Regions from separate parts of the Homo sapiens genome. Here region 2 is linked to region 1. A link is an interaction called in ENCODE POLR2A ChIA-PET data of the cell type or tissue named here. Cell type or tissue: Panc1. All regions are shown on one strand. Links, peaks and the distances in the headings refer to the core of each region. The heading gives the core; the rest is flanking DNA.

Region 1 (4,399 bases), core at 324-4,323:
CACACCAACATGGCACATATATACATATGTAACAAACCTGCACGTTGTGCACATGTACCCTAGAACTTAAAGTATAATAAAATATATATATATATATATATAAAATAAGTTGCTGGTGTTGGTGGCAGTTTTTATCTGTCCATGACTGAACATAGATTAGTTTTATAAAATTCATCTATCTTTATGCAGGCCTGTGCATTCCACAAAGAAAAACTTGATATTTTGTTTTCATTTTACTATGGATATTGTTTATTCTCTCTGTACTGATTCAGACATAAAACAATACAGAGAGATTAATGGATTTCAAGGGCATGCACTTGTTGAAGTTTTACTCTGCAAATTATAAACCAGTTAAATATATTAGAAAACTCTGTTCAATATTTCCCCTTCATCAAACCATAATATTAACAAGTTATCACTTTTCCCTTAATAGTATGTTTCTAACTGGCTTCAAGATCAAAAATAGTTACTGAGAATTTTACCAGTTTGGATATGTTTCTGCTGTAGCATTTGATGATTCAGCAACTGTGTGATTAAAACCAGAAAAATGCAGGAATGGAGAGAAAATGGCATGTTGAGCCTTGATTTATAGTTAAGCAAGTGCCAAGTCAGAGCAAAATTTATACTTACCTGGAGGATTGTCCTAATGGCCTCCCCATCTATCTGGCCATCTATCCATCCATCCATTGATTCGTTATTCAACAGATGTTTATTGGAGGGTAAACAATGGTGAATAAGACAAAATGTTCCTGAAGAACCTAAATCCTAATAGGAATGATAACATAAACATACATTCCTTATAAAAAAGAAAAAGATTCTTGAATTTTGGGTTGGGGTGCCAGGGATGGTGGTGGAACATGGCCAGAGAAGGCTTAAAATGATAGCGGCACAGAGCTTTAAACCTGAAAGATTTGAATCTATGGACATTGGGAGGTGAGATGGAGAGGATGTTTGCATTTTAGAGAAAACAGAATACGCAAACATCATGAGTAAAGAAATGGCAGAATACGTGTAAGAAACTGTGGACTATTCAATTTGCCAGGAGCAAATAACTTACAAAGGGGAGTAACCAGAGATCATAGATATATATCTGTTACTTTCTCAGGAAGATCTTTCCTGTGTCTCCAAGGTGTCCAGGTGCCCTTGTTGTCCTCACATAGTATCCTGTGCTTATCTCCATCATAGCCCAACAACTAAACTATGGCATAAAAGTCTGCATGGGCAGTGTGTTTCAATCTGCAAGTTGTAGTTTGAAATCATTTTATCTATTTTTTACAGTTAATATTCATTTCGGTTTACCTACCTATTTATTTTTTCTTGTGCTCTTTGTATCTTCTTGTATGATTAACCTTCCATCTGGAGTAATTTTCCTTCTGCTTAAAGAACTCCATTAAAGATAATATTTCAGTAGTGGCAATAAAATTCCTTTTTTATTTGTCCAGACATTTTTATTTTGTCCTCAGTTGTCCTAGATGAAAAATTATAAGTTGGCAATTATTTTCTTTTAGCATTTTAAGAATGTCATTTTATTTTCTTCTGGTGTTCGACATTTCTGTTGTTCGACATTTCTGTTGAAAGATTTGAAGAGTCAGCTGTTGGTCTTTTGTTATTCCTCTGAAGGTAATAGTATTTTCCTCTGAGTGGTCTTAAGATTTCTCTTTGTTTTTAGCTTTCAGTGGTTTGTATCATAATGATGTCTGTAAGCATGGCTTTCGTTGTAGTTATCCTGCTTGGAGTACAAAGAATTACTTACATTTCTGGTGTCTTTCATCAGTTTTGCAAAATTTTTGCCCAGCATTCCTTTTCTTCTCCTTTAGGAATTTCGATTACACATATGTTGATCTTTTCTCTCAGTCTCAGATATCCTTTATGCTCCTTTTTGTTCCTCCTTTTGTCTTGCTATACATGAATTTTGATACTTTATATTGAACTCTGTTTCAGGCAATTGCTTCTGCATTCTGCTGTCTATGGCATTAAACCTGTTTCTTGAATTGAATTTTAACTATGGTTATTGTATTTTTAAAGTCCATAATTTGAATTGCCTTTTATTATAGATTCTAGTTATCTAGTAAAATTTTATATACTTTTAAATCTGTTTTCTTGAAAATGTTAATCATAGCTGTTTTAAAGTCTGTGTTTGATAACTTCAGTATCTGTATTATTTGTTGATCTATTTCCATTGTTTATTTTTGCTTTTTGGCTTCAGTAATGTGATTCTTTGTATAGACATACCTGTCAACTTGGATCGAATGTTGAACATTGTGTATGAAAAATTGTTGGAGATGTTAATTTTCTCCAAAGAGAATTTAATTTTCTTTTAGTAGGACAATATAGTACTAGCTGGATACCTTGGTTCAGTTAGGGAACTAATTGATTTGAAACTAGATTTCACAATTTGTGAAAACTGATAGGTTTATAATTTGTCTTTATTCCTATGGACTAAGCCTTTAAGGCTTTTAGGTGAAATCCTGGAGTATCTATCAAGCGGTATTTCCTTGACATGGTAAGAACTTCATTTCTTTTGTCTCCTATCACCAACGCATAGCTTAGGGATTAACAAATGCTTTAGAAATAAAATTTGTGCCAAATGTTGGGCTCACTTTTCTTAGTTCCTTCAGTAATGACTAATCTTTGTAGTCATGAAGTCTAAGTTTTGATGTCCCCCACGGTGAGACTGCCACAGAGTTTAAAACATGACTTTCCCTGGCTTTGGCGCACTGAGCTGTGAATCAACAAATGCCCAAGAGGAAAAAGTAGCAGCAAACGTAGACTCACCACAATGAATTTTGAGTCCCTCTGCATCCTCTATTCTTGGCTGCTTTGAATGCTCTTCCATGTCTTCAAACTCATAGTTAAGTTTTAACTGCCAACTCATTGTAAATGTGAGTGGACAAGCTATGCATACTCCATAGTGCGAGAGGAGCAAGAAATTTCCTATGGCTGCTGATATAAAGCCTCATGGCATTTGGCATTTTGTGCTTGTACACTTCACTTCTGAAATGTTCTGATCAGGAAAATACTTTCTTCACCATTTAATGACATTTTAAATACATATAAAGGTAGTTCCCATAAAACCGGGAGGAAGTGAATGAGAATTCCTTTCTTTAATTTTTTTCCCACCACTTTCATTTAAAGAAAGTAACAAATATTGTAAGATGCTACTTAAGACAAAATGGGGATAGATAAGTAAAACACAAAAAGCAGTTCTTCAAACTTGGATATGCGTTTTCTTTTTTAAAATAGATTTCTATTGTTTTTTGGTATCCTTCCTTCAATATGGAGGGTAAAAGTTCTTATTGATTTTTCAACGCTAGGAATTTATCAGAGTTCTTATGTGAGAATTCGTGATAGTTCTGCCAAATCAAATTTATTTTCAGAATATGCGTTGCTATGAGCTGTTTTAATTTTTTTTTTTTTTTTTGAGACGGAGTCTCGCTCTGTTGCCCAGGCTGGAGTGCACTGGCATGATTTCAGCTCACTGCAACTCCACCTCCCAGATTGACGCCATTCTCCTGCCTTAGCCTCCTGGTAGCCTCCCGGCTAATTTTTTGTGTTTTTAGTAGAGACGGGGTTTCACCATGTTAGCCAGGATGGTCTCGAACTCCTGACCTCGTGATCCGCCCGCCTCGGCCTCCCAAAGTGCTGGGATTACAGGTGTGAGCCACCATGCCTAGCCAATTTTTTGTATTTTTTAGTAAAGACAGGGTTTTGCCCTCTTAGCCAGGATTGTCTCGACCTCCTGACCTCGTGATCTACCCACCTCGGCCTCCCAAAGTGTGTTTTAATTTTTAAGTCACTTTTAGGGGTCACTTTTTCATGTTGCTAGTTTCGATTCCCAAAATAGCCAGGCACGGTGGCTCATGCCTATAATCCCAGCACTTTGGGAGGCTGAGGCAGGCGGATCACTTGAGGTCAGGAGTTCAAGACCAGCCTGGCCAACATGGTGAAACTGTTACGGGGAGTGGTGTGAGGCAGTCCTTGCTCCCAGAGCTCCCAAGATGGTGGACGGCCGCTTCCAAAATGGCTGTGGGCCACTTCCAAGATGGTGGCAAGCCTCATGTTCTCTGACCTGGGGTTCTTGGCCTCACGGATTTCAAGGAATGGAATCTTGGGTCATGAGGTGAGTGTCATAGCTCTATTAGAAGCTGTGGGTCACGGAAGAGAACCATGGAACCCAGTGACTAGTGTTCAGCTCTATTAGGACGAACCTGGGCACTTAGCCTTGCAGGAACAATGGCAAGCCTTTAGACCTATCGTGAGCGGCAATGGGCGCCTGGCTGGGTCAGGAGCACAGAGGACACCCTGCCGGATCTGAAGGGATGGAAGTCAGTGGTGGTCTGCGGAGGCGGCAAACAGCAGTGGTGGACAGTGAGCCAAAGCTCAGCTGGAGTAACAAACA
Region 2 (4,399 bases), core at 159-4,158, 77 kb after region 1:
ACAAAAAGGTGGAGGAAGGAAGAATTTTCTCTCTCTCTTCTTAAGCTAGCATATCCATCTTCTTCTGTCCTTGGACATTGAAGCTCCTGGTTCTCAGGTCTTTGGACTCTAGGACTTACACTATTACCACTCATACCCCCATCTCCTGGTCCAAAGGACTTTAGACTCACACTGAATTATTCCAATGGCTTTTCTGGTTCTCCAGCTTGCAGTTTCAGCTTGTGGGATTTCTCAGCCTCTATAATCATATGAACCAATTTCCAAAATAAATCTATCTATACACAGATATAGATATATAGATATATTATTGGTTTTATTACTCTGAAGAACTCTGACTAGTATAGAGGAGTTTATGGAAGATATAATGCCAGCATAGGAATTAGCCAGGCAGAGATAGAAGAGTTATTTTAGTATCGTGAGGAAATATTATGTGTAGAGGAGATAAAAATAGCCAAGTTGGCTCACACCTGTAATCCCAGCACTTTGGGAGGCTGAGGCGGGAGGATCACAAGGTTAGGAGATTGAGACCATCCTGGCTAACGCAGTGAAACCCCGTCTCTACTAAAAATACAAAAACTTAGCCAGGTGTGGTGATGGGTGCCTGTAGTCCCAGCTACTCAGGAGGCTGAGGCAGGAGAATGGCGTGAACCCAAGAGACGGAACTTGCAGTGAGTCGAGATCAAGCCACTGCACTCCAGCCTGGGCAACAGAGCGAGACTCCATCTCAAAAAAAAAAAAAAAAAACCAATAGCTAAGTTTAGCTGCCATATAAGGTTGCAGGTAGGGAACTGGTGAGAGGGCTGAACAAGGTGTTAGACAGGGATCACATCACAAAATATTGTAAGCCACAACATTTTAGCCCATAGATGGTATCCTGACATTTTCTATGAGACTTGAGCAAATTTCCCAACTTATCATGGTCAAAGAACCAAATGGTTGGAAAGATGTTATAGTAAAAGGACATATAACCTACTTGCACAAAATCATAGCAATCTGTTTATATGGAAAGTCAGGCAGAAGTGCTGAGTGGACAATTTTTATTGATCACTTACTTTGTGACAGGTACTATATTAGATGCCTTGCATACCTAATTTCTAATGTTTACAATAATTCTGCAAGTTAAATATCATGTTTTATTTTACAGATGAGAAAAGTGAGACTCCAAGAGATTGAAGAGTTTACATCGATCCTGACTGCTTCTGGTGAAATGGAAAACAGGATTTATTAAGATATATCATAAATAAATATTATGAGGTTGTTTTTTGTTCATAATACATTACTGAGATTAAAAAAATAATGTGGACGAATATATTCCCTCCAGCATCAGTGACCAATGTACACTTCAAATATCTACTATTCAGCAAATTAGTAAATGAATCACCTTTACTTCTTTTCCTAGGCTAGCCTCCAAGAAAAAAAAAAATCATCATTTTAAATGAGGGTGTCAGCATGGGATTGAACTCTGCCCCTTTTCCCGCATCACTTAACTGCATGTAGGTCCAGCATCTACTGGCTCTTTGAATTAGCTGATTACAATCAGAATCTTCCAGTCACTACATGGGGCAAATACCTTTGTTGTACAGTCATAAGCGTTGCTTTAATAACATCTCTATAGCAGATGCATGGACAAGCGACTCAGTGTTTCTCAGGGTATTTCTTACAAGATTATTGTGTTGATTAAATGAGAAAATATGTTTTAAACCCTTAATACTGACTTTGGAACATAGTAAATCTATAGTATACGGCAGCTATTATTGTCAAGAGCCATCAAGACGTCTCTCACCTCTACCACCTCCACCCATCCCCACCAACACACACGCAAAAAGGTGCTCAGGACTTAGAATTGCATTTTAAAACAGAACCACTCAGTACATTCACTGAGGTCTCAGGTTGGGAGAGTAAAGGTCTCAGTTGCCCTATACTTTGGATCCATCAAAACAGAAAATCTACTAATAACTAGACAATAAACTCTCAATGCTTATATAACAGGCAAACCATCCCTCTGATTAAGAAAAGTAGTTTAACTCCAGCTTTATTTCCAGATGAGAAATCCACAACACAAAGAGATTATATAATTTACTCAATGACACACAGCAAGAAGAGCTTGGGATTGAATTCACACTTCTTGATTGCAGGCCATTGGCTAAATTTCCTAAAACACAAACCTGAGATTACTCACTTGCACAAATTTTCCTTGACTATTACTTACTGAATACAATTCAATATTTTTAAACTGGGATCCAAAGCCTTTTATAATCAAGTCCTAAGCTCTCTTTCCAGGCTGTCTACCACCATTAGCTCTCCAAGTACCCAGAATCCAGCCAAATACAACTATCGCCATTCCTTGGATAAGTGCAGCATTGCAACACTTTGATGCCTTTACTCATTCAACTTCTTCTGCTTAAGATGTCCTTCCCTTTTCCTCATCTATCAAAATCATACCTGTTTTCCAAGTTCCCATTCAAATGTCAGCCTCTGCAAGAAAACTGACCAAATCTGTTCAATCAGAAGTGACCTAAAGTGATTTAAATTTCTGGTCTGCAGCTCCCAGTGAGATCAACGCAGAAGGCGGGTGATTTCTGCATTTCCAACTAAGGTACCTGGCTCATCTCACTGGGACTGGGTAGACAGTGGGTGCTGCCCACAGAGGAGGAGCTGAAGCAGGGTGGGGTGTTGCCTCACCCAGGAGCTCAAGGGGTTGGGGAACTCCCTCCCTTAGCCAAGGGAAGCCGTGAGCAACTGTGCCGTGAGGAACAGTGCACTCTGGCCCAGATACTATGCTTTGTCCATGGTCTTTGCAACCCGCAGACCAGGAGATTCCCTTGGGTGCCTATGCCACCAGGGCCCTGGGTTTCAAGCACAAAACTGGGAGGCCATTTGGGCAAACACCGAGCTACCTGAAGGAGTTTTTTTTCCATACCCTAGTGGCTCCTGGAACACCAGTGAGACAGAACTGTTCACTCTCCTGGAAAGGGGGCTGAAGCCACAGAGCCAAGTGGTCTAGCTCAGTGGGTTCCACCCCTACAGAGCCCAGGAAGCTAAGATCCACTGGCTTGAAATTCTCACTGCCAGCACAGCAGTCTGAAGTCGACCTGGGATGCTTGAGCTTGTTGCAGGGAGGGGCGTCTGCCATTACTGAGGCTTCAGTAGGTGGTTTTCTCCTCGCATTATAAACAAAGTGGCCTGGAAATTCAGACTGGGCGGAACCCACTGCAGCTGTGCAAAGCTGCTGTAGCCAGACTTCCCTACTAGACTCCTCTCTTGTCAGGGCATCTCTGAAAGAAAGGCAGCAGCCCCAGTCAGGGGCTTATAGATACAACTCCCATCTCCCTGGGACAGGGCACCTGGGGGAAGAGGCGGCTATGGGTTCAGCTTCAGGAGACTTAAACGTTTCTGCCTGCCAGCTCTGAATAGAGCAGTGGATCTCCCAGCACAGCACTCAAGCTCTGCTTAGGGACAGACTGCCTTCTCAAGTGGGTCCCTGACCCCTGTGCCTCCTGACTAGGAGACACCTCCCAGCAGGGGTCGACAGACACCTCATACAGGAGAGCTCCAGCTGGTATCTGGCGGGTGCCCCTCTGGGATGAAGCTTCCAGAGGAAGGAACAGGCAGCAATCTTTGTTGTTCTGCAGCCTCCACTGGTGATACTCAGGCAAACAGGGTCTGGAGTGGACCTCCAGCAAACTCCAGCAGACCTGCAGCAGAGGGTCATGACTGTTAGAAGGAAAACTAACAAACAGAAAGGAATAGCATCAGCATCAACAAAAAGGACATCCACACAAAAACTCCATCCGAAGGTCACCAACATCAATGACCAAAGGTAGATAAATCCATGAAAATGAGAAAAAAACAGTGTAAAAAGGCTGAAAATTCCAAAAACAAGAATGCCTCTTCTCCTCCAAAGAATCACAACTCCTTGCCAGCAAGGGAACAAAACTGGATGGGGTATGAGCTTGATGAATTGACAGAAGTAGGCTTCAGAAGGTGGGTAATAACAAACTCCTCCTAGCTAAAGGAGCATGTTCTAACCCAATGCAAGGAAGCTAAGAACCTTGAAAAAAAGGTTAGAGGAATTGCTAACTAGAATAACCAGTTTAGAGAAAAACATAAATGACCCGATGGAGCTGAAAAACACAGCCTGAGAACTTCGTGAAGCATATACAAGTATCAATAGCTAAATTGATCAAGCTGAAGAAAGGATATCAGAGATTGAAGATCAACTTAATGAAATAAAGCATGAAGAGAAGATTAGAGAAAAAAGAATGAAAATCAATGAACAAAGCCTCCAAGAAATATGGGACTATATGAAAAGACCAAGATGAAATCAACATTTGATTGGTGTACCTGAAAGTGACGGGGAGAATGGAACCAAGTTGGAAAACATTCATCAGGATATTTT

Evidence for each region. Peaks named below come from ENCODE experiments on the same cell type or tissue, not always from the same donor. Only the 100,000 strongest peaks of a DNase experiment are listed, where the experiment ranks them.
Region 2: POLR2A ChIA-PET joins it to region 1 with 7 read pairs; 2 of 35 experiments call an interaction of 5 or more read pairs at or near these places.

The regions. Positions count from the first base shown.
Region 1 is chr9:21,727,232-21,731,630 of GRCh38, reverse strand. The region is part of intron 1 of LOC107987026 (a long non-coding RNA gene); the gene reads left to right. Among named protein-coding and RNA genes, the nearest start is that of MTAP, 73 kb to the left of the region's middle. In Panc1, for the core only: no CTCF peak of the experiment used is centred there; no DNase peak of the experiment used is centred there; H3K27ac peaks cover 2,110 bases.
Region 2 is chr9:21,650,416-21,654,814 of GRCh38, reverse strand. No RefSeq gene overlaps it. Among named protein-coding and RNA genes, the nearest start is that of MIR31HG, 93 kb to the right of the region's middle. In Panc1, for the core only: no CTCF peak of the experiment used is centred there; no DNase peak of the experiment used is centred there.